Linked DNA regions of Homo sapiens: region 2 is linked to region 1. The links are chromatin loops, found by intact Hi-C in ENCODE. Cell type or tissue: endothelial cell of umbilical vein. All regions are shown on one strand. Each heading gives the region's core, and the rest is flanking DNA. Links, peaks and the distances in the headings are about the cores only.

What was found. Hi-C counts contacts between places; a loop is a spot of excess contacts. Peaks named below come from ENCODE experiments on the same cell type or tissue, not always from the same donor. Only the 100,000 strongest peaks of a DNase experiment are listed, where the experiment ranks them.
Region 2: a loop joins it to region 1, with 20 times the contacts of the local background. A loop is called at or near these places in 6 of 110 quality-filtered maps.

The regions. Positions count from the first base shown.
Region 1 is chr4:143,550,877-143,567,191 of GRCh38, forward strand. It overlaps SMARCA5 (SNF2 related chromatin remodeling ATPase 5), which reads left to right. Exons shown (of 24, transcript NM_003601.4): 24 at 2,243-6,610. The coding sequence ends at 2,308. It also overlaps the pseudogene GUSBP5. Among named protein-coding and RNA genes, the nearest start is that of SMARCA5-AS1, 44 kb to the left of the region's middle. RefSeq lists enhancers at 8,338-8,497, 8,508-8,617, 8,748-8,847. In endothelial cell of umbilical vein, for the core only: a CTCF peak has its summit at 8,164 (motif pointing right); a DNase peak (open chromatin) is centred at 8,355; H3K4me3 peaks cover 1,062 bases; H3K27ac peaks cover 430 bases.
Region 2 is chr4:144,139,424-144,155,738 of GRCh38, forward strand. GYPA (glycophorin A (MNS blood group)) reads right to left here and starts at 1,295. Exons shown (of 7, transcript NM_002099.8): 1 at 1,176-1,295. The coding sequence starts at 1,212. LOC105377460 (a long non-coding RNA gene) reads left to right here. Exons shown (of 11, transcript XR_002959803.2): 9 at 4,694-4,792. In endothelial cell of umbilical vein, for the core only: a CTCF peak has its summit at 3,715 (motif pointing left); no DNase peak of the experiment used is centred there.

The DNA of each region.
Region 1 (16,315 bases), core at 3,938-11,937:
CTGCAGTAAACATGGGAGTGCACATATCTCTTTGATATACTGACTTTCTTTTGGGTGTAAACCTAGGAGTAGGGTAACTCTTATCTGTAGTTTTTTGAGGAACCTTCAAACTGCTTCCACAGTGATTGTACTAATTTGCGTTCCCACCAAAAGTGTATGAGGGTTTCCTTTTCTCCACATTCTTGTCAGGATTTGTTATTGCCTGACTTTTGGATAAAAGCCATTTTATCTGGGATGAGATGTTATCTCATTGTAGTTTTGATTGCATTTCTCTGATGATCAGTGATACTGAACAGCTTTTAATATGCTTGTTTGCCATTTGTATGTCTTCCTTTGAGAATCATCTGTTCAGATCTTTTGCCTATTTTTAAATCGGACTGTTAGGATTTTTTTCAGTAGAGTTGTTTGAGCTCTTACATATTCTGGTTATTTATTAATCCTTTGACAAATGGGTAGTTTGCAAATATTTTCTTCCATTCTGTGGGATGTCTCTTCACTTTGCTGTTTCCTCTGCTGTGCAGAAGCTTTTTAACTTAATGTGATCCCATTTGTCCATTTTTGCTTTGGTTGCCTGTGGGGTATTATTCAAGAAATCTTTGCCCAGTCCAGTGTTCTGGAGAGTTTTCCCAATGTTTTCTTGTAGTTTCACAGTTTGAGGACTTAAAGTCTTTAATACATTTTGATTTGATTTTTTTATATAGTTAGGGATACAGGTCAAGTTTCATTCTTCTGTGTATGGATATCCAATTTTCCCATTACCATTTATTGAAGAGACTGTCCTTTCTCCAGTGTATGTTCTTGGTAGCTTTGTCAAAAATGAGTTCCATGTAGATGTATGGACTTTACGGACTTATCTCTGGGTTCTCTGTTCTTTTCCACTGTTGCACTGATCTATGTATCTGTTTCTATACCAGCACCATGCTGTTTTGGTTACTATAGCTCGGTACTATAAGTTAAGTCAGGTAATGTGATTCTTCCAGTTTTATTCTTTTTGCTTAGGGTGGCTTTGGCTATTTCTGGGTGTTCTGTGGGTCCATATAAATTTTAGTATTTTTTTTTCTATTTCAGTGAAGAATGTCATGGGTATTTTGATAAGGATTGCATTGAATCTGTGGATTGCTTTGGGTAGTATGGACATTTTAACAATATTGAATTTGCTAATCCATGAACATGGAATATCTATTTTTTTGTGTCTTCAGTTTCTTACATCAGTGTTTTATAGTTTATCTTAGAGATCTTTCGCTTCTTTGATTAATTCCTGGGTATTTTATTTCACGTGTAATTACTGTAAATGGGATTACTTTTTATTTTTCACATTCTTCACTGTTGGCATAGAAATGCTACTGTTTGTTGTATGTTGATTTTGTATCCTGCAGTGTCACTGAATTTGTTTATGAGTTCTAATAGTTTTTTGATGGAGTCTTTAGGTTTTTCCAAATGTAAGATTATGTCATTTACAAATAGGGCAATTTGACTTCTTTGTTTCCGATTTAGATGTCCTTTCTTTCTTTCTCTCGTCTGATTGCTGTAGCTAGGACTTCCTTGAAATACTTAAAAAGTACAAATTTAGCTTGACTGGGTTGTGTGGGAAAAATCACTTCTTGATGATATGGTAGTCCTTAATATGGGGCTTCGTGAAAATCAGGAAAGTATGTCTCGTAAATGTCAAGTGTGTACACATCTCATTGAGAATACAAGTTATAATTTTAGAATAATTTAAGAAACATTGGAAAAGCAGTGGTATTATGACTTTTACTGTTAGTCTCTAAGCTTTGATTATTTCAGTGATGTTTTAGCAATGTGAAGGCAAACACTTAAAGGGAAAAAATGTTATTTAATAATAGTTAATTTAATAAAAAATGGTTAATTTATAAAGTCATGAATAAATGAGTATCTCTGGATAATATTTGGTACTTATGTAACTGCCTTTTAAAAACTCAAGTGTTTCTTACTATTTTGGGAAGCTTGCATTTATTTGATATTGATCTACTACTGTTAATTGTGCATTAGTTTTATAACGTCATTATTAACATTAACATTTTTTATTCTGTAAGTAAAATAAGTAGGTAAGATTATTTGGAGGCTTTATAGTTTGCTTTGAAAGATTTATATAGCCTGGGGGAAAAGTCTCATACCTATTACTTTGTAGTAGTTGTTATTACTAAAGTGTTATAATGTGTCTGCAACTATATTTCATGTTTATATTAGTCTTGTGAAAAGTAATCCTTCTGTCTGTTTGTAGACACAGAAACGTAAAATGGATGGCGCACCTGATGGTCGAGGAAGAAAAAAGAAGCTGAAACTATGAATATGTTTTTGTTTCATAATCACTAACTTTAAACCAGTAGTTCTTTAATTTACGGGTCTTCATAAGATGTACTGTACAATGCTCAATTGTTATGTCATTTAAAGACATCAGGTTCATCTGTTTACTGAGCTAGAAACATAGTATGTAGTTTCACTTTTTTAAATGCAACAGCTGTGCTGAAATTTTTTTATCATTAACACTTGAAGTAATAAAATAGGCTTCATTTATTACTAAGTGTTTCATTTGATTTATTTTTCTATTGTAGTTCCATTTGTGAAGATTGTGACTTTTTGTTTATTAGCTATAATTTCTACACTTGTAAGGCTTAAAAACAAGTTAAAAAGAAAATTGCAAATAACATTTGTCCCTTTCAGTCTTCACCTAGTTGTGTAATTATTTTAATTCACTTTGCCTTTGCAGAAATTTGGGTATTTTCTTTGTAGTGCTATTGAGTCTCATCTGGAAAGATTATATAAATTGCATTCTCCTTGCTTATGTGGGTAGAATGGGAAAAGAAGGCAAGACAAAGTATACTTAAATTCTATGCATATTTCTGTTATGCTTTCTGTTTTTTTTAGTTGATTCTGAAATGAATATGCCCTATTCTTTTGAAAGAATGGCCTTTTAGTTGTATAGCCAAAGACATTTAGTATTTTCCGGTTCCTTAAGGTATTACTGTACCATTTTGTAAAAGGAATATTATTATTATTATTTTTAATTATTTGGTAAATATTTTGTCATATGACCTTCTGAAGCAGCCACAACTTAGATAATGTCAGAACTAAGGTGATTTTTTTTTTTTAATTTTGAAAGCCCAGCCAAAATGAGGTGTGAATTTGTCATACTGTTACATTGAAATTGGTAACAAAATATATCCCCTCCCATTTGGACTTTTAGGGTAAATGAAAATTTTATTGTATTTTAAAGTAGTTTCTAAGTGTTAGCAAGACTGACTATAATTCCAGTTTCTGTTTTCTATGGACAGACCTGATAAACTGGAGACCCTAAAGCAGGAATACCCAAATTATAGTGTCAGGATTTTAGCTGTACCAGAGGCCTTTATGTGCTACACATAATTTGTATAAAATTTTATATGTGCAGATTGGGTACATAAACAGTTCTCCATTTTTCTAAGGGAATGCAATAAATGTAGCATCGTGAATAAATATAACTTTTATAATCCGTAAAGTGGTCTTTTCTTTCCATTTCTTTAATTGTTTTCTCAATTTTTATTCACTTTTTCCTTTAGGACACATTTCCCTTAATTGGATATCTTTCCCTTAAATTTCTATTAGTAGTTGTTTTCATCTGCCCACATGTAATTGAAGATTTAAAAAAAAAATTTTGATACCTGCAGTATTACTAATACTGCTTAATTTCTTGAAATGTGGAATTGCTGCTGTTAATGTCAAGCAAAACGCAGTATTTATGGCAAATTGTAAAGTAATTTGAATTTAGTGCTACCTCAAAATTAACTTTTTAAATACTATGTTAGATTCTTAACAGTTAAAGGTCTAATACATGCATGAGGAATGGTTACTTATGAAAGGAAAAAGAATTTGTAAGAGTTATCACCTCAGTTTGGAAGAAATTGAAAAAATGTAAGGCTGAAGAAAACTTACGGAGGTCACAAAAGTGATGTTTTCAAGAGGAGGAGAAACTGGGAGGGAGATACACAGTGGAAATGCAAAATGAATCAAGTATAGTGGTAGCCCTGAGAGCTTAGGGACTCAAATGGAAACTGTGTGAAGGGAAACTCACTTGAAAAAAAAGCATGAACCAGCTAGGCCCTGCCACCACTGTGTTTGGCCAAGTTCACAAATCTGTTTTAACCTGTCACTTCCCTGTCACTTCTCTGGCTTTCCTCTCCCGCTAAGCTTTTGTTTCCTGGCAGTAATTAAAATCTTCTGTCAGTGCCACAGCTACTACTGCTACTGGAACTGCCTTAACCACTACTGCTACTGGAACTGCCTTAGCCACCTTGGTATCGTGGTTTGGCAAAGTATTGGCCTCTACCACCATAGGGCCCAGAGCTTCTGCCTCCAAAGTTTCCTCCCTTCATGGGTCCAAAATTTGAAGACTGATTGTTGTCATTGCCAAAATCATTGTAGCTTTTACCACCTCCAAAATTGCTTCAATCATTACCAAATCTATTATAGCAATCCCCACTGCCACCATATCCATCACCACCACCATGGCTGCCACCAAAGCCACCACGATCACAGAACTTGATGACTGTATTTGTGACTAATTGTATAATAGTTTCTGTTCTGTGGAAAGTAAAGCATTCCAACACAGGGTTTCAGTGTAGATTGTTTTGTTTTGTACCCATGCTGTTGATTGCTAAATGTTTTAATAATCTGATCATGATACTGAATAAATGTCTTTTTTTTTTTTTAACAACAAAGCATGAAAGATTGCTTAATTGTACATCTGACAAAGTGCTGGAGGCTATTATAAAGTGTAATTATTACTACTTTTAAGAGACAGGGTCTTGCTCTGTCACCCAGGCTGGAGTGCAGTGGTGCAATCACAGCTCACTGCAACCTCAAACTTCAGGGCTCAAGTGATCCTCCCACCTCAGCTTCCCAAGTAGCTAGGACTACAGATACCACGCCCAGCTAAGTTTTTTTAGTTTTTGTAGAGATAGGGCCTTGCTATGTTGCCCAGTCCGGTCTCAAACGCCGACTTCAGGCAATCCTCTTGCGTCAACCTCTCAAAGTGCTGGGATTACATGTGTAAGCCTACATTCCAAAGTGCTGGGATCATAGTTGTGAGCCTACACCACACCTGGCCTACATTTTGTTTTTCATAAAGTTGAGAGAAGCAAATCCTAAGCATAGAGTACAAGTTGAGCATCCCTAATCAAAAAATCTAAAATCAGAAATGCTCCATAATTTGAATGCTCATTAGGGCATTTCTGATTTTTGGATTAGGGATGCTGAACTGATAAGTATAATGCAAGTATTCTAAAGTCTGGAAAATGCTAAAAACACTTCTGGTTCCAGGCATTTCAGATAAGGATTGCTCCATCTGCCCTTTGAGTATTTAATATATGCCGATTGTTTGAACTAATCTGGATTTAATTATATAAATGATTATATAAATGATCTTTGGCTTAGTACCTTTCTTAATCTCGATCTTAAAAAGCATTGTAAAACACCCCTGTGGTTTTTCAGAAAAATTCTGAGTAAAAAATAAATTTCATCTTGTTCTATCCCTTTGAATCTAAAAAACAAATCTTTTTGAAAGGATGTGCTACTATATTTCAAACCAGTAGTTTTGGAGTAGAACATTGCTAAAAAAATGGGTACTAAGGAGGGTAATTTAAACAAAGTAGATTAATGACACAAGGTGGATTGATGAACTCATAAATCCAAATGAATGGAATGCTAGAAGACATGTATTAACGGAGTAGCTGTTACCAAAATATATACATATTTTGTATATGTACATAGCTGTTACCAAAATGTATCTTTGCCTGTTGGAATCTGATGTCAAGATCAAAGGTGAGGGCATCCCTCAGATGACAGATAATGGGCAAAATACATTCTTGGTGTGGAGCAGTGCTGCAGAATTAACTTCGCTGTGTACATCCCAGAATCGTTTTGGATCTGTTAAGGTTTTTATTAGAATGATTAAATAGGCTTTTGCAGCATTAACTTTACAGTAGTTACCAGAAAAGACTATGCTACAAGAACCAAAATTGAAGTAAGAAGAAAAAGACTGAAATGATATGATTCTAAATGAAAAAAATGAAGAAGTGGAATAGTTTCTCCACAGGCATAAGAGGCAAAGCATTGTTTCAGAAGTGGACTGGCACCTCACCTGAGATACTCAAGACTGGCAACATGGGTCTACATTCTTTGTTACCACAGATTCCCTTGTGTCCGGAGAGATTCCCTAGCTCTAATGACAGCTTTTTTGGGGGGTAATGAGGCTATGAGAAGATTGAGGATCTAGGTACTTGCCTTTAACTCTACAGCATACAAGGTGTGTGGCTCTTATCTCTAGGACACCAATATTTAATGTTGCATATCATGTATCTCCAGTACAAGAAGAAAGTTTATCAGAATTTAGTTAATGTTGGAAACTTTGTAATATAAACAATGTAAACACTACATTGACAAAAATATTTTATTAATACAAAGAATATGCATATAGTTTGCTTACTACAGAAATTCTTGTTTTTGATGTAGACAACCCAAAGGAGTTTTTATGTATATAGATTGTGAATAAATTGGGAAAAGAAATAGAGATAAGTAGAGATTATTTCACTTCATTAAACTTTTGAAGTCCTAATTTAGTTCATGTGATTATTTGTAAACTTTTCTTTATTAGTCTTCCTCAATCATTGAAGAACCCAGGATTCAAATACAATACTTAATGGAAACACTTTTTCATCCCAAACTAAATCCTGCCCTGAAAGCCGAATTCACTATGAAATCTGAGATGAAACTCCAAGGCTATTATGCTGGCCAGTGGAAGGTTGGTTCACCCCTCTTGAGGTGACATTAGGGTGGTCTGCAGACATCACTGGAGTGGACAAAGAGATGCCTGGGTGGTTGGGGAAAGGACAGATCATAGACAACAGTAGCCTCTTTCTAGAGCTCAGTTGCAATAAATACCACAGTTACTCATCAGACACATTGGCAGTTCTACTTATTCCCATGTTTCAAAACTAGAGAATTCTAGCAAGGACTAAGCACTGCTTCTGTAGACCATCGGTATTTCTCCATGGCTGTTTGAATTTTTGTCAAAGCTTCTGTGTCTCATGCACACTAGTGACTTTTGAGACAGAGTCTTGCTCTGTCACCCAGGTTGGAGTGCAGTGGTGCGATCTAGGCTCACTGCAACCTCTGCCACCCAGGTTCAAGCAATTCTCCTGGCTCAGCCTTCCGGATAGCTGGGACTACAGGCATGCACCACACCTGGCTAATTACTGTATTTTTAGTAGAGACAGGGTTTCACCATATTGGCCAGGCTGGTCTCGAACTCCTGGCCTCAAATGATCTGCCTGCCTCCGCCTCCCAAATGTTGAGATTACAGGTGTGAGCCACTGCATCTGGCCTGATGCAGATTGATAATTTCTTGAGTGAGGCAGTGCTGTTGCCTAGTAGCAAGGCTTAGCTGGGTGAGACATTACTAGCTGCCTTCAGAAGCGGATCTCTGCCCTGAAGTTTACCAGCCTGCTTTCCTTGATGCCCATGCTGGCTGGGTGTAGGGATCCTGAGTGGAGGGAAAAAGAAGAATAGATGATACAGATTTGCTGTGCAAAGGCGGAGTTCTTACTGGCTCTTCCTCACAAACAGGCTGGTGATTAGCTGACTTTCAGATTCCCTTCTGGGAGGTGGCAAGGGGCCATCTGGTCATCCTAGCTTTGCAAGGAGTAACTTTTTTTTTTTTCATTTTATATGCCCTTTAATCCCAGTAGATGGATAGGTTTGCTTTCTTAGTATGCTTTCCAGTTGTAGAAAGGTCTTTTCTCTGGGTATTGGCTTTCCCCCAGCCTCCTATTTTTTGCGCTCCCCCTCCTCCCCAGCCACCTCTTTCCCTGGGAGCCAACTTGATAAAAGTAATGGCACAAGTCTTGCAGAATACTCCTACCAATCTAAATGCTGCAGACGCCACAGTGCTTTTTTCTCACCCTTAATAGTCGTAAGATAAGTTAGAGGGAGCTCCTTCAAGAGTACGCTGAGTTTAGTTTCTTCACAGCAGGAACTAATCTTTAAAAAAAATTATCATTGGGCTCCTTATTGTAACTGGACAGTACTGGAACTGGGTGGGTGCTTGATAAGAGAATGAATAGTTTAGGTAGTTACAATGAAACCACAGGCACCTGTAGAGGTCTCCCCAGGCTCACCTTGACGCTCTGATTGGCGGCTGCAGACCCCATCCGCGAGATGGCAGTGTTAGGAACAAAGGTGAGCTGCCCACTGCAGGTCAAACGCTGCCGGCTACCAGCTGCAGCTGGGAGTGAAAGACTAGAATACAGAAAGGCGCAGGCAGTCACGTAGGACTAGGCCGGGTTTAACACCCGAACAGTGGTGCTAGAAGGTCAGAGTCTTCTACGTACATGTTGGAAACATCCTTGATTGTCTAGCACCAAGACTTTTAAACACAGGGGGACAAATCATCACTTTGGGTATTTGTAATTGTTCGTCAGTTCAAATCTCTTGGTTTTAAAAAAATACTTTCCCTCTGCGCGACTGGCGCGTCACGTCGCGCGCGACCAGTCCGCAGGGCTCCTCCCGCGCTGCTGATAGGCCCGCAGACGGCGGCCCAGCAGAGGAGCGGAAAGCATGGTCCGGGGGGCGGCGGACGCCTGGTAGGCGCTCGGGCCGTTGTTGTGGGGCTGCGCGCTGGCGCTGCAGGGCGGGATGCTGTACCCAAGAGAGAGGCCGTCGCGGGAGCGGAAGAAGCTGGACCGCCTCTGGAGCTTCCGCGCCGACTTCTTCGACAAACTGTGCCTTGGCTTCTAGGAGTAGTGGTATCGGCGTCTGCTGCGAGAGTCGGGCTCCACCATGGACATACCGGTTCCCTCCAGCTTCAACGACGTTGGCCAGGACTGGCGGCTGCGGCATTTTGTAGACCAGATGTGGTACGAACGGGAGGTGACCTTCCTGGAGCAATGGACCCAGGACCTGCACACAAGAGTGGTACTGAGGATTGTCAGTGCCCACTCCTATGCCATCGTGTGGGTGAATGGGGTCGACGCGCTAGAGCATGAGGGATCTACCTCCCCTTTGACACCGACATCAGTAGCCTGTTCCAGGTGGGGCCCCTGCCCTCCCGCCTCCGCATCACTATCACCATCGGCAACATGCTCATCTCCTCCACCCTGCCACCAGGGAGCATCCTCGACATGGCCGACACCTCCACGTGGGTACCATCCTGCTTCCACCGCAGACACCCACCTTCCTGTCCCACCCCGTGGGGCATTACATTAGGGTAATTACATTAGGTAAGTCACATATCAGTGACTTACAAATTTTGTAAGTAATTAAGAAATTTTCAATAAGTGTGGAGCTGAATATTTACATGAGCCCTTCAAAAACTGATAGTTAATGGAATAAATGAAAATAACAGGAGAGACTTTGTTGAAAGAAGACAAAATAGTCAAGGAAGTGATAGAGGATACAAAAGAAAGATGAAAACTTACATTCATTTAATGTCTAACCGTGTGCCAAAAGACAATATTATTATTTAGTTTTCATAACCACAACATTTGGTGGATATGATTGCTTCCATTATATAGGTTAGGAAAGTAAAGCTTAGGGGTTTGTGAACCCACTAGTTTAAAGTTGTGTAGCCAATAGGTGGTTGAGTGAGAATTCAAAACTGGAACAGATTTGCTTGATCCAGAATGGTATAACTTTATTGTCCATGCATTGTCTTCTACATTTTACTGCCTGTAAAGTGGGAGTCAGTTATGGGAGGAGACCCAGAATGTCACAGGTTTTGAAAGCTGCTGTGGAAAATTTGGAAGGAGGCATTGGATTTAATGACTGATACAGGTCAGTGCAGATTGACCTTGGAGAGAACAGTTTTCTTCAGTGGCATGGTAGTGTTCAAAACAGGATCTGATGGTAAAGAAAATGTAGAACCAGTGTGTGTAGACTCCTTGATGGAAAAGTTTATTTGTAAAATATCAGAGGAAAATTATAATATAGATTTGTCCATTCAAACCCCAAAGTCCAGATTCTTACTGCAATATTTGATGTAGCCAATATACAGCAGTTGAGTTCAATTTTGGCCCCTGTTTATGTGTATGCTAAAGAAAAATAACAATCCTAAGCCTATGCCACTTAAACAAGAGGATGTGATTATACTATGAAACACTTGTGACCATAGGAATATAGCAGTGCTAAGGCAAAATAGGTCTTAACTTGACTTTTCCTGTCATTTGCTGCCATTGTTTGCCAAAGGTCTAGCACCTATCTTCAGAGGAAAGTCAAGAAATTAGTGCTCAGATGGTGGGATGAATTCCTGAATTATTGTTGGCTCTAGTAGTTTCTTCAGATCAATTTTATAGTTTCTTTAGAACTAGAAAATTAGGTCTCAGAATGGCAGTTGGCCACCCAATGTGTATAATACAATTACTCAACCAGCTGCTTGAAAGCAAGGGGCAACAGAGAAGTCAGCTACTGGCTCAGGCAACAGGAAATTTGATGATACTCCTTGGTCAAATCCTTCATTTAACATACATTTATATAGAACCTTTCTGTATCAGGCACCATTCTAGGTACCACAGATAAAACAATAAAGAGAACTGACAAAACCTCAGCCTTCATGGAGTTTATATGCTAACACATATGCATAAACAAACACATATAAAAATCCAGAAAGTCGTTACTGCTGTGAAGACAAACAACACAGAGTAAGCAGATACTGATGTTGGGTTGTTGCCTTAAGGTGGTCAGCAAAGTTGTTTCCGGGGAAATGACATTTGGATGAAAAACTGAATAATGTAAGAGAGTTAACCATCAAACATCTGTGTGAAGATCTTTAGGAGGAGTGGGGGAACCGCAAGTGCAAAAGCCCTGTGATGGGAAAGTGCTTGTTATGTTTGAAGAACAGCAGTAAGACACCATGGCTGGAGTGTAGTGGGGGAGGGAGAGAGAGGTGGTAAATAATAATGGAGACTTAGTTAGGGCCACATCATGTAAATAGAGCTTTTACAGTCTTGTAGACAAGAAATATGTTTTGATTTTTCCCTAAGTCCACAAAATAGTTTGTGATAGAAAGCCATCGAAAGATTGAAAACAGGGGAGTATTATTTGTAACCTCAGTTGCTGTTCCATGCAGGCATAGGAAAGAATAATGCTTCCTTGCTCCATATCTATTGCTGAAACAGTTCTCCATGATCTCTTTAGTCTGAGGACAAATGACATTTTTCTGGTTACAAGACAGAGGGGATATGCCATCCTAGGCATTGAGATTGGGAAATATCAAGCATGCATGTGACTGCCAAGTATTAAACCCCATTTTCTGATGACCACTAGGGTTCCAGGTATCAGCCCATAAAGTGAGCTTTTTCTGAGAAGAACGAAAGATGGCAGGTAGAAATGATTGAGCTGGTAAAGAAGACTGAGGCTTATTGTTAAGGTCTGGGGCCTAAAAATGTCAGGGTTCAAAGTGATCAATTTGGAAAATAAAGAGATTTGGACCCTCCTCTGAAATCAGGGAGTAGTGAATATGTGGAGTCAGAAAGTAACTGCAAATTCTGGAGAAACTGTGGAAGCAGCATTTTGTAGGAGGGTGGGGGAAACAACACCCTCAACTAGTATTTCTACCTTCTGGTAAATCTATTACTTTAACTTTACCTCTGCCAGTCAATAAAACTTTTTCATGTTTTGGTACATTTAAAAAATACTTTTCCTCTTTCTATTACTTAAATTTCACATTAGAGGTTGATGTGGGCACCCAATGACAGCGTGTACGGGCACATTTTTCTACTGTGTGGTTAACTCTGCTTGGTATCTGACTTGTTAACAGATCTTCTTGCTGGATACATATCTCTAGGAACAGAATTAATCTTTTTTCCATTTTAGAGGCCAGAAAACCCATGAAGAAAGGTAATAAGAAATTTGATTCCTGGTTATATTATAAATTATTGAAGGTAATTCTTCAAGGCAGCCTCTCCCTTCACAAGCCCAGAGGTCTAGGAGGAAAGAATGATTTTGGGAACCAAGCCTGGGGCCCCCCATTACCCTGTACAGAGTCAGGACACTGTTCCCCGAATCCTAGCTGCTTTGGCTCCAGCCTCAGCTCAGAGGGCCCCAGATACTGCTTGGGCAACTGCTCTAGAGGGCACAAGCCATAAGCCTTGTAGGTTTCCACATGGTGTTAGTTCTGCAGGCAGGCAGAAGGCAAGAGTGGTGGAGCCTTGGCAACTTTCCTCTAGATTGCAGAGGATATAGTGGAAAGACTGGGTGCCCAGGAAAAAGCCTGCTGCAGGAGTGGAGGCCCTGTAGAAAGTCTCGATAGGGCAGTGCTGAGGTGAAATATGAGATTGAAGCCCCCCATGGAGAGTCCTCACCGAGGCACTGCCTAGTGGAGCTGTAGGAACAGGCCACTGCCTTCCAGATCCCAGAGTGGAAGAGCCAGCTTATACCTTCAGCCTTGAAAAGCCACAGGCATTCGACTCCAACCCATGAGGGCAGCCATGTGAGCTGCACCCAGCAGAGTCATAGGGGTCTGACTGTCCAAGACCTTGGGAGCACACCCCTCGTACCAGTGTGGCCTGGATGTGGGACATGGAGTCATGGGAGATTATTTTGGAGCTTTAAGATTTAATGTCTGCCCTACTGGGTTGCAGATTTCTGTGGGGCCTGTTGCCCCTTATTTTTGGCCTATTTCTCCATTTTGAAGTGGAAATGTTTATCAGTCTTTATTTCATCATTGTATCTTGGAAGAACATAACTTGTTTTCTTTTTTTTTTTGATTTTTCAAGGTAATATTCTCAATATTATTTATTATTTATTGATAGCACATGACTTCAAGAGAGTTAACACATTTGAGTTTAAAAAATGATTTGCTTGTAAGTAAAAAATAGAATGTAACATACAGAATAGAAATCTATATAGAGAAAATCATATACAGTAAAGATAATTGAATTAGTTTAAAAAGGCACATAATGAATAACAAGTACTACTTTTTAAAAGAATGTTTATGCTTTTGGTTAAATATAGTGAATGTATTTTTATTACTTTTCCAGAATTATGAATAAATAATTATACCCCATCATATTTATCATTTTCTAAAATTATGTTTTATATTCTAAAATAATTTTTATGTCAGGCAATTCTGTCTTTCTATACCTTTCTATACAATTCTGTCTTTCTATAAATATTCTTCCAGGCTGTATTTCACTTTGTGCCTTGTGTTTTCACCTAAATGTTGAGGGAAGAAAATTATTTTTTGGCAAATAACCATTTTCCTCCAGGTTTTTAATCTAAAGGTGGTTATATGCTAAAGACAATATGATATTAAGAAAGCAGAATGTGTCATGTTCTTACTCAAATGCTAAACCTTTTCTTAATGGAAAGAAAATATATAAACTAAATATGTTGTTTCTGAGACCTGAAGATTATAACTTTTTAAATGTATTTCAGTCTAAAAGGTTAGGATCCCATGTATAAACATGGCAGTGCATAAGACACAACTGAGAGGCGAACTGCTATACTATACAGAATTGTTAGCATTTCTTGTGGCTCGTGTATGTTTCAGAAAAAGATCAGTAAGTTACCACACTTTTCTTGCAAAATTGTATATAAATTAACCTGATATCCTTTTATACCAAATCGTGGTTACTAAATATTGCTATTCTGTAAAAGTGCCTAAGAATCATTATTTTCAACACTAACACCCCGGAAACAGTAAGAGAAACCTGAAAGTGGTAGGAAAGAATGAAAGGCCTTATTAGTCATCTAAATTATAAGTTTTCTTTTATGTTGTTAATATGGACATGGTAATTATAACTCAGTATCTTCTTGGGGTCCCTGACTCATTGTTCTTCACTCACTCTTATTAGGACCTCTGGAAGATATAATTTATCCTATTTAAGTGAGCAGGATTTTCCCCTCTAGACATACTTTATAAGCATTTTCTCATTAGAAAACCACATGTGCTATAACAGTAGTTTGATTTGCTCTTTACAATATCAACAGATACTACTTGTTTCTGTTTGTTTTTTGTTTTTGTAGAGACAGGGTTTCATCATGGTGATCAGGCTTGTCTCGAACTCCTGACCTCGTGATCCACCCACCTTGGCCTCCCACAGTGCTGGGATTACAGGTGTGAGCCACCATGCTCAGCCTGTTTTTTTTTTTTTTTATTTCAATAGTTTTGGAGGAACAGGTGCTGGTTGGTTGGATGAAAAAGTTCTTTGGTGATGATTTCTGAGATTTTTGTGCACCTGTCACCCAAGCAGTGTACACTGTACCCAATGTGTACTCTTTTATCCCTCACCACCCCCGCAACCCTTCCCCCAAGTCCCCAGAGTCCATTATGTCACTCTTATATATGCCTTTGCATCCTCGTAGCTTAGCTCTCATTTACAACATACGAACATACGATGTTTGTTTTTCCATTCCTGAGTTACTTCACTTAGAATTATGGTCTCTTTCCAGGTTGCTGTGAATGCCATTATTTCATTCCTTTTTATGGCTGAGTAGCATTCCATGGTATCTATATACCACATTTTCTTTATCCACTCATTGGTTGATGGGCATTTAGGCTAGTTCCATATTTTTGCAGTTGTGAATTGTGCTGCTATAAACATGCATGTGCAAGTGTCTTTTTCATATAATGATTTCTTTTCCTCTAAGTAGATACCCAAGACTGGGATTGCTGGATCAAACAGCAGTTCTACTTTTCACCACATCCACACCAACATCTGTTATTTTTTGATTTTTTAATTATGGCCATTCTTGTGGGAGTAAGGTGGTATCGCATTGTGGTTTTGATTTGCATTTGCCTGATCATTAGTGATGCTGAACAATTTTTCCGATGTTGGCCATTTGCATGTCTTCTTTTGAGAATTGTCTATTCATATCCTTAGTCCACTCTTTGATAGGAGTATTTGTCTTTTTTCCCTTGGGGCTGTCTGTTTACTCTGCTATTTCTTTTGCTGTGCAGAAGTTTTTTAGTTTAATTAGGTCCTGCCTATTTATCTTTCTATTTGTTGCATTTGCTTTTGGGATCTTGGCTTAAGCCAATGTCTAGAAGAGTTTTTCGATGTATTTTCTAGAATTTTTATGATTTCAGGTCTTAGATTTAAGTTCTTTTTTTTTTCTTGAGATGGAGTCTCGCTCTGTCACCCAGGCTGGAGTGCAGTGGCGCGATCTCTGCTCGCTGCAAGCTCCACCTCCCAGATTCATGCCATTCTCCTGCCTCAGCCTCCCTAGTAGCTGGGACTACAGGCACCTGCCACCATGCCCAGCTAATTTTTTGGATTTTTTAGTAGAGACGGGGTTTCACTGTGTTAGCCAGGATGGTCTCGATCTCCTGACCTCGTGATCCGCCTGCCTTGGCCTCCCAAAGTGCTGGGATTACAGGCGTGAGACACCACAGCTGGCCAGATTTAAGTTCTTGATCAATCTTGAGTTAATTTTTGCATAAGGTGAGAGATAAGGATCCAGTTTCATTCTCCTACTTGTGGCTTGCTAATTATCCTAGCACCATTTGTTGAATAGGGTGTCCTTTCCCCACTTTATGTTTTTGTTTGCTTTGTCGAAGATCAGTTGGCTGTAAGTATTTGGCTTTATTTCTGGGTTCTCTATTCCATTCCACTGGTCTATGAGCCTATTTTTATACCACTACCATGCTGTTTTGGTAACTATAGCCTTGTACTATAGTTTGAAATCAGGTAATGTGATACCTCCAGATCTGTTCTTTTTGCTTAGTCTTGCTTTGGCTATGTGGGCTCTTTTTTGGTTCCATATGAATTTTAGGATTGTTTTTTGTAGTTCTGTGAAGAATGATGATGGTATTTCTATGGGAATTGCATTGAATTTGTAAATTGCTTTCGGCAGTATGGTTATTTTCACAATATTGATTCTTCAAATCCATGAGCATGGAATGTGTTTCCATTTGTTTGTATCATCCACAATTTCTTTTAGCAGTGTTTTGTAGTTTTTCCTCGTAGAGATCTTTCATCTCCTTGGTAGGTATATTCCTAAGTATTTTATTTTATTTTTTTTGTGGCTGTTGTAAAGGGGGTTGAGTTCTTGATTTGATTCTCAGCTTGGTCATTGTTGGTGTATAGCAGTGGTACTGATTTGTGTGTATTGATTTTCTATCCTGAAACTTTACTGAATTCATTGATCAGATCTAGGAGGTTTCTGCATGAGTCTTTAGGATTTTTTAAGTATATGATCATATCATTGGTGAACAGTGACAGCTTGACTTCCTCTTTACCAATTTGGATGCCCTTTATTTATTTCTCTTGTCTGATTCCTCTGGCTAGACTTACAGTACTATGTTGAATAGAAATGGTGAAAG
Region 2 (16,315 bases), core at 1-8,000, 580 kb after region 1:
ATCACAGAAAATGCATAGTAATCTTAACATTTTACTTTGTTTCAGGCATCAGTAAGTGTATTCCATTAAATATTTTGTTTAATCTTTATGCAATTATTATGAGGTAAGTACCAACACTGCCTGCATTTTAAAGACGAGGACACATAAAAATGTGGGCACATAATTTGCCTTAATGTTCCCCAGCCTTGAGAAGTAAAAGTAGATTTGAACCCAGTTCTGTCTGTTCCTCATGCCTGTGCTCTTAACTATTGCACTATTTTATCCTCCCCTAGGGTATCTTAGAAAATGCTGATCTCTCCTCCCTGTGTGCTACAGAGTGCTCAGTAGCTCCTTGATACTTGCTCTCACTTGGGATACAGCAATGTCTAATAGACTCAGAATGTTTCAAGCAACTGCCTGCCCGCTGTGTGCTGGGCACTAGTATTGCTAACACATAAGCACTGCACTTGAGAGGATGTTTAACTATAATATTCTCAGAAAGAGGCCAAAATCATGTTAATTTAAGACACTAAATTAATAATTAAATTTAAACTAAGTTAAATTCAAATTATTGAATTAATACAATTTAATAATAACCCTATGATATTTCTTTATTTTAATGGATTTAAATTTCTCCTAAAATTCACAGGATACCTAAGCCAGTAAGAGTTGTTTTTGTTTTTTTTCTTCCTATGTGACACTTTAGTAATGGACCCACAGAGAAGCGAACAACTCCCCACGGTTTCAGTGTTCATGCTTTTGGCTTCTCGCCATTTGGCAGAAATAGGAAATTATACCTTTTGAAAACTAAAAGCCATATAGCTACCAACATCTTCGTTAATAACTCTTTAGTTTGGAAATGAATCTCCTTATAACTCAAACAAAGCAATACATTTATTCACAGAGAGGTATTTCTCATAGCATTTGATAAAATTATTTTAATTCTAGCTAGACTTAGAATTGAAGTAAGCTTCTCATACTAGAAAACTGGATTTGGCCATAAATACTGGGCTCCCTTGTGCCATTTCCCCCACATTGGTAGCTGAGTTCCAGTAAAATCCATCCACCAGACTGGAAGAGGAAATACTACTCATTTATTGATTTAAATAAGATAGAACTAAAATAGGGTAGTTCATATTTTATTCTATGATCTCATACCCAATATAACAGAACCAAGATGAAATAAAATCACTTACCTGACAATAGTAATACAAAGATTATTTTTCCATACATCCTGAGATCATGAGCTGGTTCCTGAAGTTAGTGCAAAAAAACTACCAAAGACAACTGCAAGTGTCAGTGTCTGACCTTAGCCTGCTAGCTGTTATCTTCCAGGCCCACCTTCCTGCGGCCATCATCAGCTGATAGGCAGGGGAGGCATTTTAAATGATGCAAGTTGTTAAGCGCCTGTTAATAAAGATACATGGATATCTTGGGGCTATGAAAGTGGTAAGTAAAATTTTCACTGCAAGGAACAGGTTGCTACTTGTGATATTAACTTTGCATCAGTTAAGTGGGCATGGTAAGGTGGTAGACAGGAGCCACCCAACTGGACAAAGAACTGGACTGTGAATCTCTGAGGCCAGGGCACGTGCCAGGCTGAGGTAGCTGTTGTGGAGCCATGGACCTTCTCATTTCTAATGTCAAGACCCAGTGGTCCAAATGAAAGTGACTTCCTATATGTGAAATGAATGTATTTGAGAAATTTAAATCATTTGAGTGTTCTGAGGTTCTGAAAGACTCCCAAACTCATGGTGAGCCACACAGCAATGTAAGAGACATGAGATGCAACAGATCTTTCAGTGAAAAGAGAGTTTGAACTGAAGAGCTAGTACTGCGCAGCTATGAAACCAGTGAGCTGTTTCTGTCTGAAATATACCTTGCTAAGTAAGCATAAATGAATACCAAGACAATAAATGCAAACAGTCAGAAACAAAACCCAACAAACCAAAAACCTTATGAGTAAAGTAGGTTAAAATGAAAGGTATGAAAATGCGAGGAAGCTCAATTTTAAAGGCAGACAGAACAAAAAATATAAATTAGGTCTGAAATGGTTCAACAGAAGGTGACTGGATACTCCATCTAAATCATCTTACTTCCTGTAAGATTTTTGTGAAAGTCTTTCCTGCCTGACCCAGAAAATCAATTTGCTATGTGAGCAATTTGCCACATATAACATACATACATATTTACCCAAAGTGTGGTTTAAAAAAATCATTTATGAAGCTAATGTTTGCAGCTTCAGGAAACTGGGCGACAGAGAAAAAAAATTATTTACTGGAGAAAGATGGAGATAAGTATCAGCAGAGCATCCCAGAGAGGGAGGAGCCTGAGAATGAGGGACTAGTGGATGGAGGCAGCGGAGATGCAGACTTGGGGAGGATGGAAGAATGAATGACACAGAGGGGGTAATCTGAGCAGCAGGACAAGAATCCAGAATGCCTCTTAAGGCCCTGCCAATTCATGTAAAACAACTGCAGCAAATTTTATTAAAAAGTTAAAATTAAACAATACATAATAAATTAATACCTTCTATAAATTCAGTGTTTGTTATGGCTGGATATCAGGTTGAGTTGCAGGAATTGTGCTCAAGAGTCAGCCAAGTAAAGGAAATGTTGTTGATATTCATATAAGCAGTAAGAATTATTTCACACAATTTTATATTGACAAAGGGAGAGCGATTAGCATGAGTCTTAAAAATGCTATTTCTGAAAATGGGTAAATAAATGTCACTATTCTTACGATGGACTATTAGAGCAACTATTAAAATCATGTTTTCAAAAATAAAGATATGGAGACTCAGGATAAAATGGATAAGTGGAAAACAGCAAGATCTGAAAATTGTATATACACAAATAAAATCCTATTGGATTCTTTTTTTCCTGGGTTGTGCTATCTTCACCTGGAATACACCTACTCTTTTAAGTGGCCTCCAATTCTGCTTGGGGTCTCAATTGAATAGTACTTCCTCCACAAAGCCTTCCCTGACTTCCTGTCTTTGTCAGGTGCCCCTGCTCTATACTTGTGTGGTTTCATCTTCTTCTCTTATCATAGGACTTATTACACTACATTGCAATCATTGTGTCTCTACTGGACTACAGTTTTTAAGTGGGCACACCCTATGACTATTTTATTTACCAATGAGTGCTTGGGGCACACTTGACAATAAATATTTCTCAAATCAATAAATGACAAATAAATATTGCAGTGCAGAGGAAAGCAACTTCTCACAGGCAGTCCTGGGTGTATAGGCTGATCATTTTTTATATATCCTGCGGGTAACCTATGTCATGTCCTAGCTTCAGGTTCCCTCCAGTATGGAGGTCCATTGCTAAGGCAGGAAGGGGAAAACGAAAAGGAAACTCAGCCTAAAATTCAGCTTTCATACCTCCTTCAGCCTGGACTGGTCAGAGTCTGAGAGTGCTTTCTCTTCCATGACCTCCCACTTTCCTTTCCTGCAGAATCACATCGTTAGCAATTCTCTAAACTCCTGTAGTGCTTACACATGCCTGTTTATTAACACCTGTCTCAGGTTGTTGTGAACAATCTGTTGCTTTGTATTTGTGGGTCCTGTCTCTGTTGTTCTGTTTCCAGCATCTGGCACAATGCCCTATAGAGTACCTGGCCCTATTAAAGTAAGTCAAAACCTGGAGGGTTCTCAATGAGGAAATCAGAGGTCAGATTCAGCACCTCACACAAGGTGTGAGGAAGCAGAGCCATATAGTGCCCTCTAGTGGCGTATCTGCACAATGGAAGGAAAAAATGTGAGCCCTGAAAATGCAACAGAAAAAAATATACGTCAGATTACATATTTCTTTTTCAGGCATTCCCTAATCTTCTTTAATTTTTTCAAAAATATTTTTACTGAAGTACACATTCAGAATTATCATAAAATTCTACCTATGAGCTATATCATGCAAATTATTAGATAAATCCACATCTTTTAAGAATTTTGACTCTTTGCATAAAATAAAACAAGTACTTTTGAGGCATTTGATCAAACATAAAAAACTTATCCAATTTTCTTGATACTACATGTCTTTAGGCTATTTTTTGAATTGCCTGAGTCATTTCTATGACGTAGTTAAGAAGGATGAAGTTCAATGTTATAATCTAGGAAAGGCAACTTGGATCGATCAACACAAACTTATACCTTGCTTGTTTCATGACAGAGAACCATTCATTTTTGTCAATTACTTACCTCTCAACTATTTCAGGCTTAGATTATTCCTGAAGATGGTTGCATGCTAGTCTGATCTGCCAGTGGAGAAGTGTGCTTTTCATGTTTTGCATGGAGGAGTGGAGAACAGGGGAGGGGCAGGAAAGTGGAGGCACAGTGGTTTATACTACTAGCCTCCGTGGTACCTCGTTGCCTTAGAATTGTCCAGCCTGCTTTGCCAGAGTAATCTAAGAACTTTCCCTGACCTTTGTTAGTTTATCATTTCAAAATTTTTTTAAATAAAAAAACAACTACAAGGTAAGATAAATCTAACGCTCAAAATAACCCTGTTAGAGAGACAGAACAGATATTAGCATTCTTATTTTATATATGAGCAAACTATGGAATGGAAAAGAGATTATGGGTGTATTACCTGATTTGATTTGCCCTAAGTGTTTTTTAAACGTATGGATTTAGCTGCCAACATTTAAAAAGAAGGTATATTTTAATTAAAATCAGGAATTGATTTAATTAAAAATTTGGCTCCTCTTACAGGAAGATCTGGCAAGAGTTAGCATGCAGGTCTACATTGTGACAATCCATGAGAGCTAAGGACTGGCTGTCTCTTGGGACAAATAGGCTTTCTTGAGTCTGGTAAGTGCTCCACCTGATGCTTGCTTCCATTTCTTAGATTAGGTTTTACTGTGGTAAGGCCTCAAAATCTCAGTGTCTTGCAGCAACACTGGTTCATTTCCTGCTCACATTACATTTGGTCTATGATGGTGACAAGTTCCAGGATCAAGACTGAAGGAGCCACCTCCGTTTGGAATATGCTGTTCTTGTTGCAAACTGGGGGAAAAAGGCCAAATAAGGAATGGCTTTTAATGCTTCCTCTCAGACATGGTATGTGTTATTTTTTTTTCTCACATTCTATTAACCAAAGTAAATCAGTGGCCAAGCTGACCTCAATGGGACAAGTAAATATAATTCTTCCAAATGGAAGTCCTGCAAGTCATAGTTCAATGGTGAGGATATATAAAACACTTACAGGAAGGGCCCTAATAATTGGGAGCAAAAACGCAATCCATCACATGCATTTATACTCTTTCTAAGCTTTTGGCATTTGGGTTTGGAAATCTAATTTATTTAGGAGTCTTCTTCAACACCTTCTAGTGATGAGATTTCTTTAATCCAATTTTCAGTTTCCTTTCTTTAAAATTATAATGAGATGTGATGTGTGTTGAAGAAACCCCAGAAGTGAGAAACTCTCATCACTACAATGGTGACGTAGACAGTGATTAACTGTTCCCAGTTGCCTCTAAGTCCATTGTGCTATACTGCTGGAATCAGGAATCATACATGATCTTTCTGCTGAGAATTGATAGGTCCAGCTTGTTCTACATCCAAATAATAATTCAACACATGATTTGTGAGCACCTACTGGGCACTGTGCCAAGTGTGGAAGATACAACCTTCAGTAACTCAAGTTTCCCTTCAGGAACTGACAGCTTAATTGGGAAACAAATTAAGAAGGCAACTGCATTATGGAGTGTCAAGTGGATGATAGTAGTAAGCAAAGGGTGTTATAAGAGTACATAAGAGGGGTACCTAACTCAGACTTGGGGTTCTGGAAAGGTTTTCCAGAGCAAGCAATGAGACCTAAAGGATGAGTAGACAAGTCACGGGAGAATTAAGAACATTTTAAGCAGAGAAAGCAGCATGAGCAATGGTCTGATATCAAGAAAGAGAGAGATAGTGCAAGAGTACACAATGTAGTAGTTTTCAAAACTGTTTGAAATTTTAATCTCACATTTGTTCTTTTCAATGTCTAGGATATCAATTCATTCTGCCGTTTACCTTTGTAAACATGAATTTAGCCCTGTTTCTCTATATGAATACTAGCGGAAGTATATTGATAAAAGAAAAGGAACAAATATGTAGTCATTTCTAAGATTTATTTTTATTAAAATGTAACACTCACAAACTGTAAGTGTATAACTCATATATATATATACACACACATATACACACACACACATACATGAGTATATGTGTGAAACTGTCACTCAAATCAAGACATAGAACATTTCAGATGTATTCCAGAGATCATGGTGGATGGGAGGCAGGACTGGATTGCAGCTCCCACTTGGACAGACAAAGCAGCGTGTGGAGGCTTGTATCATGAACTTTGACTGCAGGAATAAATCAGGAAAGCTGAGAGAACCCACAGACCCTCTGAAGGAAGTGAATTGCTCCTGCAGGTCTCAGGAGACACCCCAAATGCTGTGGGAGCCCAAACTGCAAACTGTGGAAGTGGGAAAGGGGAATAGTCAGCTCCTGAACACACATCCTCACTGGGGAACCTAAAGGTCTAGATCACAGGAGAAGATTTTGACCTTACTTGGAGCTGAGTCAATTTAGAGAGCCAAGTGACATACACTGCTAGAGAAAGCAGCGCGAAAAGCCCTGTGGGCTCACAGGGTTCCCTAGCTATCCATTTCTGCCTTGCCTCTCAGGGGTCCTTGAGGAGGGCTACCAGAGGCACTGGGAAATGGTCACAAAGAGAAGGAAACTTCCAGCTGAACTTTGTAACAATTTGAACAGATTGAGAAGTCTCCTGGCCAGAACCTGGGGGAGGGCATGAATCCAGTGTGCAGACTCCACAGGTGGGGAAGTACCAAAGCCCTACTTGCTTTTGCAGCTGGGAGGCTGGTAGCCTGGGGCAAATTCTCAGCCCTGCTCACCCACTGCCTTGAAACAGACTCAGTGCTGTTGTAGGGGCTATGGTGGGAGTGAGACCAGCCCTTCGGGTTATGTGGGAGCTGGGTGAGGCCTGTGACTTCAACTTCCCTGACAACCTGCATGGGATAAAAATCAGGGATAAAAATCACTACAGCTCTGCCCTCAGGAAGCCACATCCCTGGGAAAAGTGGGAGAGTACTACATCAAGGGAACACCCCGTGGGACAAAAGAATCTGAACAACAGCCTTGAGCCCTAGACTTTCCCTCTGACAGAGCCTACCCAAAGGAGAAGGAACCAGAAAGCCAACTCTGGTAATATGACAAAACAAGGTTTTTTAACACCCCCCCAAAATCTCACTAGCTCACCAGCAATGGATCCAAATGAAGAAGAAATCCCTGATTTACGTGGAAAAGAATTCAGAAGGTTAGTTATTAAGCTAATCAAGGAGGTACCAAAAAAGGCAAAGCCCAATTTAAGGAAGTGAAAAAAAAAAGATAAAATGATACAAGAAATGAGGGGAGAAATTTTCAATTAAATAGATAGCATAAATAACAATCAAAACTTCAGGAAAAAATGGGTGCACTTATAGAAATGCAAAATGCTCTGGAAAGTCTCAGCAATAGATTCCAACAAGCAAAAGAAAGAACTTCAGAGCTCGAAGACGAGGTTTTCAAATTAACCCAAACCAACAAAGACAAAGAAAAAAGAATAAGAAAATACAAGCAAAGCCTGCAAGAAATCTGGGATTATGTTAAACAACCAAACTAAGAATTATCAGCCTTCTTGAGGAAGAAGAGAAATCTAAGTTTGGAAAACATATTTTGGGGAATAATCAAGGAAAACTTCCCGGCCTTGCTAGAGACCTAGACATCCAAATACAAGTTCAAAGAACACCTGGGAAATACATTGCAAAAAGTCATTGCCTAGGCATATTGTCATCAGGTTATCTAAAGTTAAGATGAGGGAAAGAATCTTAAGAGCTGTGAGGTAAAAGGATGACTTAACCTATAAAGGAAAACCTATCAGATTAACAGCAGATTTCTCAGCAGAAACTCTATAGACTAGAAGGGATTTTGGCCCTGTCTTCAGCCTCCTTAAACAAAATAATTATCAGCCAAGAATTTGTATCCACCGAAACTAAGCTTCATAAATGGAGGAAAGATACAGTCTTTTTCAGACAAACAAATGCTGAGAGAATTTGGCACTACCAAGCCAGCACTACAGGAACTGCTAAAAGGAGCTATAAATGTTGAAAGAAATTCTGGAACAACATTAAAACAGAGCCTCTTTAAAGAGTAAATATTACAGGACCTATACAACAACAACAACAAACAAACAACAACAACTAAAAAACAAGGTATACAGGCAAGAAATAGCACAATGAATGGAATGGTACCTCATATCTCGATACTAACATTGAATATAAATGGCCTAAATGCTCCACTTAAAAGATACAGAATTAAAGAATGGATAAGAATTCATAAAGCAACTATCTGCTCCCTCCATGAGACTCAACTGACACATAAGGACTCACATAAACTTAAGGTAAAGGGGTAGAAAGAGACATTCAACGCAAATGCAACCAGAAGCAAGCAGGAGTAGCTTTTCTTTTATTTTTTTTTAATTTTATTATTATTGTACTTTAAATTTTAGGGTACATGTGCACAACGTGCAGGTTTGTTACATATGTATACATGTGCCATGTTGGTGTGCTGCACCCATTTACTCATCATTTAGCATGAGGTATATCTCCTAATGCTATCCCTCCCCGCTCCCCCCACACCACAGCAGTCCCTGGTGTGTGATGTTCCCCTTCCTGTGTCCATGTGTTCTCATTGTTCAATTCCCACCTATGAGTGAGAACAAGTGGTGTTTGGTTTTTTGTCCTTGCGATAGTTTGCTGAGAATGATGGTTTCCAGTTTTATCCATGTCCCTACAAAGGACATGAGCTCATCATTTTTTTATGGCTGCATAGTATTCCATGGTGTATATGTGCCACATTTTCTTAATCCAGTCTATCATTGTTGGACATTTGGGTTGGTTCCAAGTCTTTGCTATTGTGAATAGTGATGCAATAAACATACGTGTGCATGTGTCTTTATAGCAGCATGATTTGTAATCGTTTGGGTATATACCCAGTAATGGGATGGCTGGGTCATATGGTATCTCTAGTTCTATATCCCTGAGGAATCGCCACACTGACTTTCACAATGGTTGAACTAGTTTACAGTCCCACCAACAGTGTAAAAGGGTTCCTATTTCTCCACATCCTCTCCAGCACCTGTTGTTTCCTGACTTTTTAATGATTGCCATTCTAACTGGTGTGAGATCATATCTCATTGTGGTTTTGATTTGCATTTCTCTGATGGCCAGTGATGATGAGCATTTTTTCATGTGTCTGTTGGCTGCATAAATGTCTTCTTTTGAGAAGTGTCTGTTCATATCCTTTGCCCACTTTTTGATGGGGTTGTTTTTTTCTTGTAAATTTGTTTGAGTTCATTGTAGATTCTGGATATTAGCCCTTTGTCAGATGAGTAGGTTGTAAACATTTTCTCCCATTTTGTAGGTTGCCTGTTCACTCTGATGGTAGTTTCTTTTGCTGTGCAGAAGCTCTTTAGTTTAATTAGATCCCATTTGTCAATTTTGGCTTTTGTTGCCATTGCTTTTGGTGTTTTAGACATGAAGTCCTTGCCCATGCCTATGTCCTGAATGGTATTGCCTAGGTTTTCTTCTAGGGTTTTTATGGTTTCAGGTCTAACATTTAAGTCTTTAATCCATCTTGAATTAATTTTTGTATAAGGTGTAAGGAAGGGATCCAGTTTCAGGTTTCTCCATATGGCTAGCCAGTTTTCCCAGCACCATTTATTAAATAGGGAATCCTTTCCCCATTTCTTGTTTTTGTCAGGTTTGTCAAAGATCAGATAGTTGTAGATATGCGGCATTATTTCTGAGGGCTCTGTTCTGTTCCATTGGTCTATATCTCTGTTTTGGTACCAGTACCATGCTGTTTTGGTTACTGTAGCCTTGTAGTATAGTTTGCAGTCAGGTAGCGTGATGCCTCCAGCTTTGTTCTTTTGGCTTAGGATTGACTTGGCAATGCAGGCTCTTTTTGGTTTCATATGAACTTTAAAGTAGTTTTATCCAATTCTGTGAGGAAAGTCATTGGTAGCTTGATGGGGATGGCATTGAATCTATAAATTACCTTGGGCAGTATGGCCATTTTCATGATATTGATTCTTCCTACCCATGAGCATGGAATGTTCTTCCATTTGTTTGTATCCTCTTTTATTTCCTTGAGCAGTGGTTTGTAGTTCTCCTTGAAGAGGTCCTTCACCTCCCTTGTAAGTTGGATTCCTAGGTATTTTATTCTCTTTTCAGCAATTGTGAATGGGAGTTCACTCATGATTTGGCTCTCTGTTTGTCTGTTATTCGTGTATAAGAATGCTTGTGATTTTCGCACATTGATTTTGTATCCTGAGACTTTGCTGAAGTTGCTTATCAGCTTAAGGAGATTTTAGGCTGAGACGATGGGGTTTTCTAGATATATACACATGTCATCTGCAAACAGGGACAATTTGACTTCCTAATTCAATGCCCTTTATTTCCTTCTCCTGCCTGATTGCCCTGGCCAGAACTTCCAACACTATGTTGAATAGGAGTGGTGAGAGAGGGCATCCCTGTCTTGTGCCAGTTTTCAAAGGGAATGCTTCCAGTTTTTGTCCATTCAGTATGATATTGGCTGTGGGTTTGTCATAGATAGCTCTTATTTTGAGATGTGTCCCATCAATACCTAATTTATTGAGAGTTTTCAGCATGAAGGGTTGTTGAATTTTGTCAAAGGCCTTTTCTGCATCTATTGAGATAATCATGTAGTTTTTGTCTTTGGTTCTGTTTATATGCTGGATTACGTTTATTGATTTTTGTATGTTGAACCAGCCTTGCATCCCAGAGATGAAGCCCACTTGATCATGGCGGATAAGCTTTTTGATGTACTGCTGGATTCGGTTTGCCAGTATTTTATTGAGGATTTTTGCATCAATGTTCATCAAGGATATTGGTCTAAAATTCTCTTTTTTTGTTGTGTCTCTGCCAGGCTTTGGTATCAGGATGATGCTGGCCTCATAAAATGAGTTAGGGAGGATTCCCTCTTTTTCTATTGATTGGAATAGTTTCAGAAGTAAAGGTACCAGCTCCTCCTCGTATCTCTGGTAGAATTTGGCTGTGAATCCATGTGGTCCTGGACTCTTTTTGGTTGGTAAGCTATTAATTATTGCCTCAATTTCAGAGCCTGTTATTGGTCTATTCAGAGATTCAAATTCCTGGTTTAGTCTTGGGACGGTGTATGTGTGGAGGAATTTATCCATTTCTTCTAGATTTTCTAGTTTATTTGTGTAGAGGTGTTTATAGTATTCTCTGATGGTAGTTTGTATTTCTGTGGGATCGGTGGTGATATCCCGTCATTTTTTATTGCGTCTATTTGATTCTTCTCTCTTTTCTTCTTTATTAGTCTTGCTAGCAGTCTATCAATTTTGTTGATCTTTTCAAAGAGCCAGCTCCTGGATTCATTGATTTTTTTGAAGGGTTTTTTGTGTCTCTGTCTCCTTCAGTTCTGCTCTGATCTTAGTTATTTCTTGCCTTCTGCTAGCTTTTGAATGTGTTTGCTCTTGCTTCTCTAGTTCTTTGAATTGTGATGTTAGGGGGTCAATTTTAGATCTTTCCTGCTCTCTCTTGTGGGCATTTAGAGCTATAAATTTCCCTCTACACACTGTTTTAAATGTGTCCCAGAGATTCTGGTATGTTGTGTGTTTGTTCTCGTTGGATTCAAAGAACATCTTTATTTCTGCCTTCATTTTGTTATGTACCCAGTAGTCATTCAGGAGCAGGTTGTTCAGTTTCCATGTAGTTGAGCAGTTTTGAGTGAGTTTCTTAATCCTGAGTTCTAGTTTGATTGCACTGTGGTCTGAGAGACAGTTTGTTATAATTTCTGTTCTTTACATTTGCTGAGGAGAGCTTTACTTCCAACTATGTGGTCAATTTTGGAATAGGTGTGGTGTGGTGCTGAAAAGAATGTATATTCTGTTGATTTGGGGTGGAGACTTCTGTAGATGTCTATTAGGTCCACTTGGTGCAGAGCTGAGTTCAATCCATGGATATCCTTGTTAACTTTCTGTCTTGTTGATCTGTCTAATGTTGACAGTGGGGTGTTGAAGTCTCCCATTATTATTGTGTGGGAGTCTAAGTCTCTTTGTAGGTCACTCAGGACTTGCTTTATGAATCTGGGTGCTCCTGTATTGGGTGCATATATATTTAGGATAGTTAGCTCTTCTTATTGAATTGATCCCTTTACCATTATGTAATGGCCTTCTTTGTCTCTTTTGATCTTTGTTGGTTTAAAGTCTGTTTTATCCGAGACTAGGATTGCAACACCTGCCTTTTTTTGTTTTCCATTTGCTTGGTAGATCTTCCTCCATCCCTTTATTTTGAGCCCATGTGTGTCTCTTCATGTGAGATGGGTTTCCTGAATACAACACACTGATTTGTCTTGACTATCCATTTTGCCAGTCTGTGTCTTTTAATTGGGGCATTTAGCCCATTTACATTTAAGGTTAATATTGTTATGTGTGAATTCGATCCTGTCATTATGATGTTAGCTGGTTATTTTGCTCATTAGTTGATGCAGTTTCTTCCTAGCCTTGATGGTCTTTACAATTTGGCATGTTTTTGCAGTGGCTGGTACTGGTTGTTCCTTTCCATGTTTAGTGCTTCCTTCAGGATCTCTTTTAGGGCAGGCCTGGTGGTGACAAAATCTTTCAGCGTTTGCTTGTCTGTATAGTATTTTATTTCTCCTCCACTTATGAAGCTTAGTTTGGCTGGATATGAAATTCTGGGTTGAAAATTCTTTTCTTTAAGAATGTTGAATATGGGCCCCCACTCTTTTCTGGCTTGTAGAGTTTCTGCCGATAGATCCACTGTTAGTCTGATGGGCTTCCCTTTGTGGGTAACCTGACCTTTCTCTCTGGCTGCCCTTAACATTTTTTCCATCATTTCAACTTTGGTGAATCTGACAATTATGTGTCTTGGAGTTGCTCTTCTCAAGGAGTATTTTTGTGGCGTTCTCTGTATTTCCTGAATTTGAATGTTGGCCTGCCTTGCTAGATTGGGGAAGTTCTCCTGGATAATATCCTGCAGCGTGTTTTCCAACTTGGTTCCATTCTCCCCGTCATTTTCAGGTACACCAATCAGACGCAGATTTGGTCTTTTCACTTAGTCCCATATTTCTTGGAGGCTTTGTTTGTTTCTTTTTATTCTTTTTTCTCTAAACTTCTCTTCTTACTTCATTTCACTCATTTCATCTTCCATTGCTGATACCCGTTCTTCCAGTTGATTGCATCAGCTACTGTGGCTTGTGCATTCGTCACATAGTTCTCGTGCCTTGGTTTTCAGATCCATCAGGTCCTTTAAGGACTTCTCTGCATTGGTTATTTTGGTTATCCATTCGTCTAATTTTTTTTCACGGTTTTTAACTTCTTTGCCATTGGTTTGAACTTCCTCCTTTAGCTCAGAGTAGTTTGATCTTCTGAAGCCTTCTTCTCTCAACTCATCAAAGTCATTCTCCATCCAGCTTTGTTCCGTTGCTGGTGAGGAGCTGCGTTCCTTTGGAGGAGGAGAGACACTCTGATTTTTAGAGTTTCCAGTTTATCTGCTTTGTTTTTTCCCCATCTTTGTGGTTTTATCTACCTTTGGTCTTTGATGATGGTGATGTACAGATGGGATTTTGGTGTGGATGTCCTTTCTGTTTGTTAGTTTTCCTTCTAACAGTCAGGACCCTCAGCTGCAGGTCTGTTGGAGTTTGCTGGAGGTCCACCCCAGACCCTGTTTGCCTGGGTATCAGCAGCAGTGGCTGCAGAACAGCAGATATTGGTGTACTGCAAATGCTGCTGCCTGATCGTTCCTCTGGAAGTTTTGTCTCAGAGGAGTACCCGGCCGTGTGAGGTGTCAGTCCGCCTCTACTGGGGGATGCCTCCCAGTTAGGCTACTCAGGGGTCAGGGACCCACTTGAGGAGGCAGTCTGTCAGTTCTCAGATCTCAAGCTGCGTGCTGGGAGAACCACTACTCTCTTCAAAGCTGTCAGACAGGGACATTTAAGTCTGCAGAGGTTACTGCTGCCTTTTGTTTGTCTGTGCCCTGCCTCCAGAGGTGGAGTCTACAGAGGCAGTCAGGCCTCCTTGAGCTGTGGTGGGCTCTACCCAGTTCGAGCTTCCCGGCCACTTTGTTTACCTACTCAAGCCTCAGCAATGGCGGGCACCCCCCCACCCCCAGCCTCACTGCCGCCTTGCAGTTTGATGTCAGACTGCTGTGCTAGCAATGAGCGAGGCTCTGTGGGCGTAGGACCCTCTGAGCCATGTGCGGGATATAATCTCCTGGTGTGCCGTTTGTTAAGCCCATTGGAAAAGCGCAGTATTAGGGTGGGAGTGACCCAATTTTCCAGGTGCAATCTGTCACCCCTTTCTTTGACTAGGAAAGGGAATTCCCTGACCCCTTGTGCTTCCCGGGTGAGGCAATGCCTCGCCCTGCTTCAGCTCACGCACGGTGCGCTGCACCCACTGTCCTGCACCCACTGTCTGGCACTCCCCAGTGAGATGAACCTGGTACCTCAGTTGGAAATGCAGAAATCACCCGTCTTCTGCCTCGCTCACGCTGGGAGCTGTAGACTGGAGCTGTTCTTGTTCGGCCATCTTGGCTCCACCCAATCCTACACTTTCTACAAGGCTGAATGGATGCACTTTCTCTTTTAGATCATGTTCCTTCTTAAAAGTGTATTTTTGAGTGTACATACTTTGATAGCCCAGCTTTGCCATTCAGGCACAGACTATTCCATCTAATAATAAGATAAAATTGATATTTCTGTGCAGATACTGGATATTTTTGCTGACTTTTGCAAATTAGCTTTTTTCTTTTGCCCTGCTAACTTCACGTATTACTTCTAGTAGTTGTTTTTTGTATTTTCTATAATTGTTATGTAAGCAATCATATAATCTGAAAATAGAGACAGTTTTACTTCTTTCTTTCTTATTTTTATGAACTTACATATTCTTTTTTCAAGGTAGCCTTTGATATTTTACATCTTTGAGGCGGGATGTAGAGATGCACTTTCACCTATTAGTTTTAGAATCAGGTTGTTAATTTCCACCAAAAGAATGTCCTGGAATTGCATTAAATCCTTAAATCTTTTGGGGAGGAATTGAAACCTTAACAGTATTGCATTTTCCAATCCATGAACACAGTATCTGACTCTATTTGTTTGGTTCTCTTTAGTTTCTCTCATCAATGTTTGGTAATTATTTATGCAGAAGTCTTCCTCATTATTTATTAGATTTATGCTATTGTATGTGGCTTGTTTACTTTAAATTTTCAATTGTTTATTTTTATATAGAAATACAATATTTTCATTTTGATTTTATATCAAGTTATCTTTCTAAAATTCACATTAATTCTAATAGTTTTATGTATTATTTTGTATATTCAATGTACATAATCCTATTAGTCTGTAAATAATGCTAGGTTTACGTTATATGTATGTGCATGCACACAAACACAAACACACACACACACTTGCTTGTTTTGCACTGTCTAGAACCTCCAGTAATAAGTTTAATAAAGTGATAGTAGTAGACACATTTTGTCAAATAAGACAGTTGTATTTCTAGTTATGAGAAACTTTATCATGAAATGTTGTTAAATTTTATCAAGTGCTTTTCCTGCAGCTATTGCAATTATCATATCATTTTCCTCTTTTTATCAATAAATTTTATTATTTACATAAATCTATTTTTGTTTTTTATTTTTTTCTGGAAAAGATTAAGATGAGGTATTTTTGAATTTTAAAGTGACATTTCGTTCTAGAGTAAAGCCAATTTAGACATAAGGTATGTTTTTATATACAGTCAGACTCAATATCCATATATTCTAAAGACTTATAAATTTACATGTATAAGAGCTAATGCCCTGTTATTTCTCTCTCTCTCTCTCTTTTATTTTATTTTTATTTTTTTATTTTGAGACGGAGTCTCACTCTGTCACCCAGGCTGGAGTGCAATGGCACGATCTCTGCTCACTGCAAGCTCTGCCACTGGGTTCACGCCATTCTCCCGCCTCAGGTTCCTGAGTAGCTAGGACTACAGACTCCCGTCATCACGCCTGGCTAATTTTGTTTTTGTGTTTTTAGTAGAGACGGGGTTTCACCGTGTTAGCCAGGATAGTCTCCATCTCCTGACCTCATGATCCACCCTCCTTGGCCTCCCAAAATGCTGGATTACAGGTGTGAGCCACCGCGCCCGGACTATTTCTCTTTTTTACACTCTCTTTTCAGGTTTTGTTAGCAAGCTTTTACTGTATTCATAAATAGAAAGCTTTTTCAATAATCTGAGTTTGT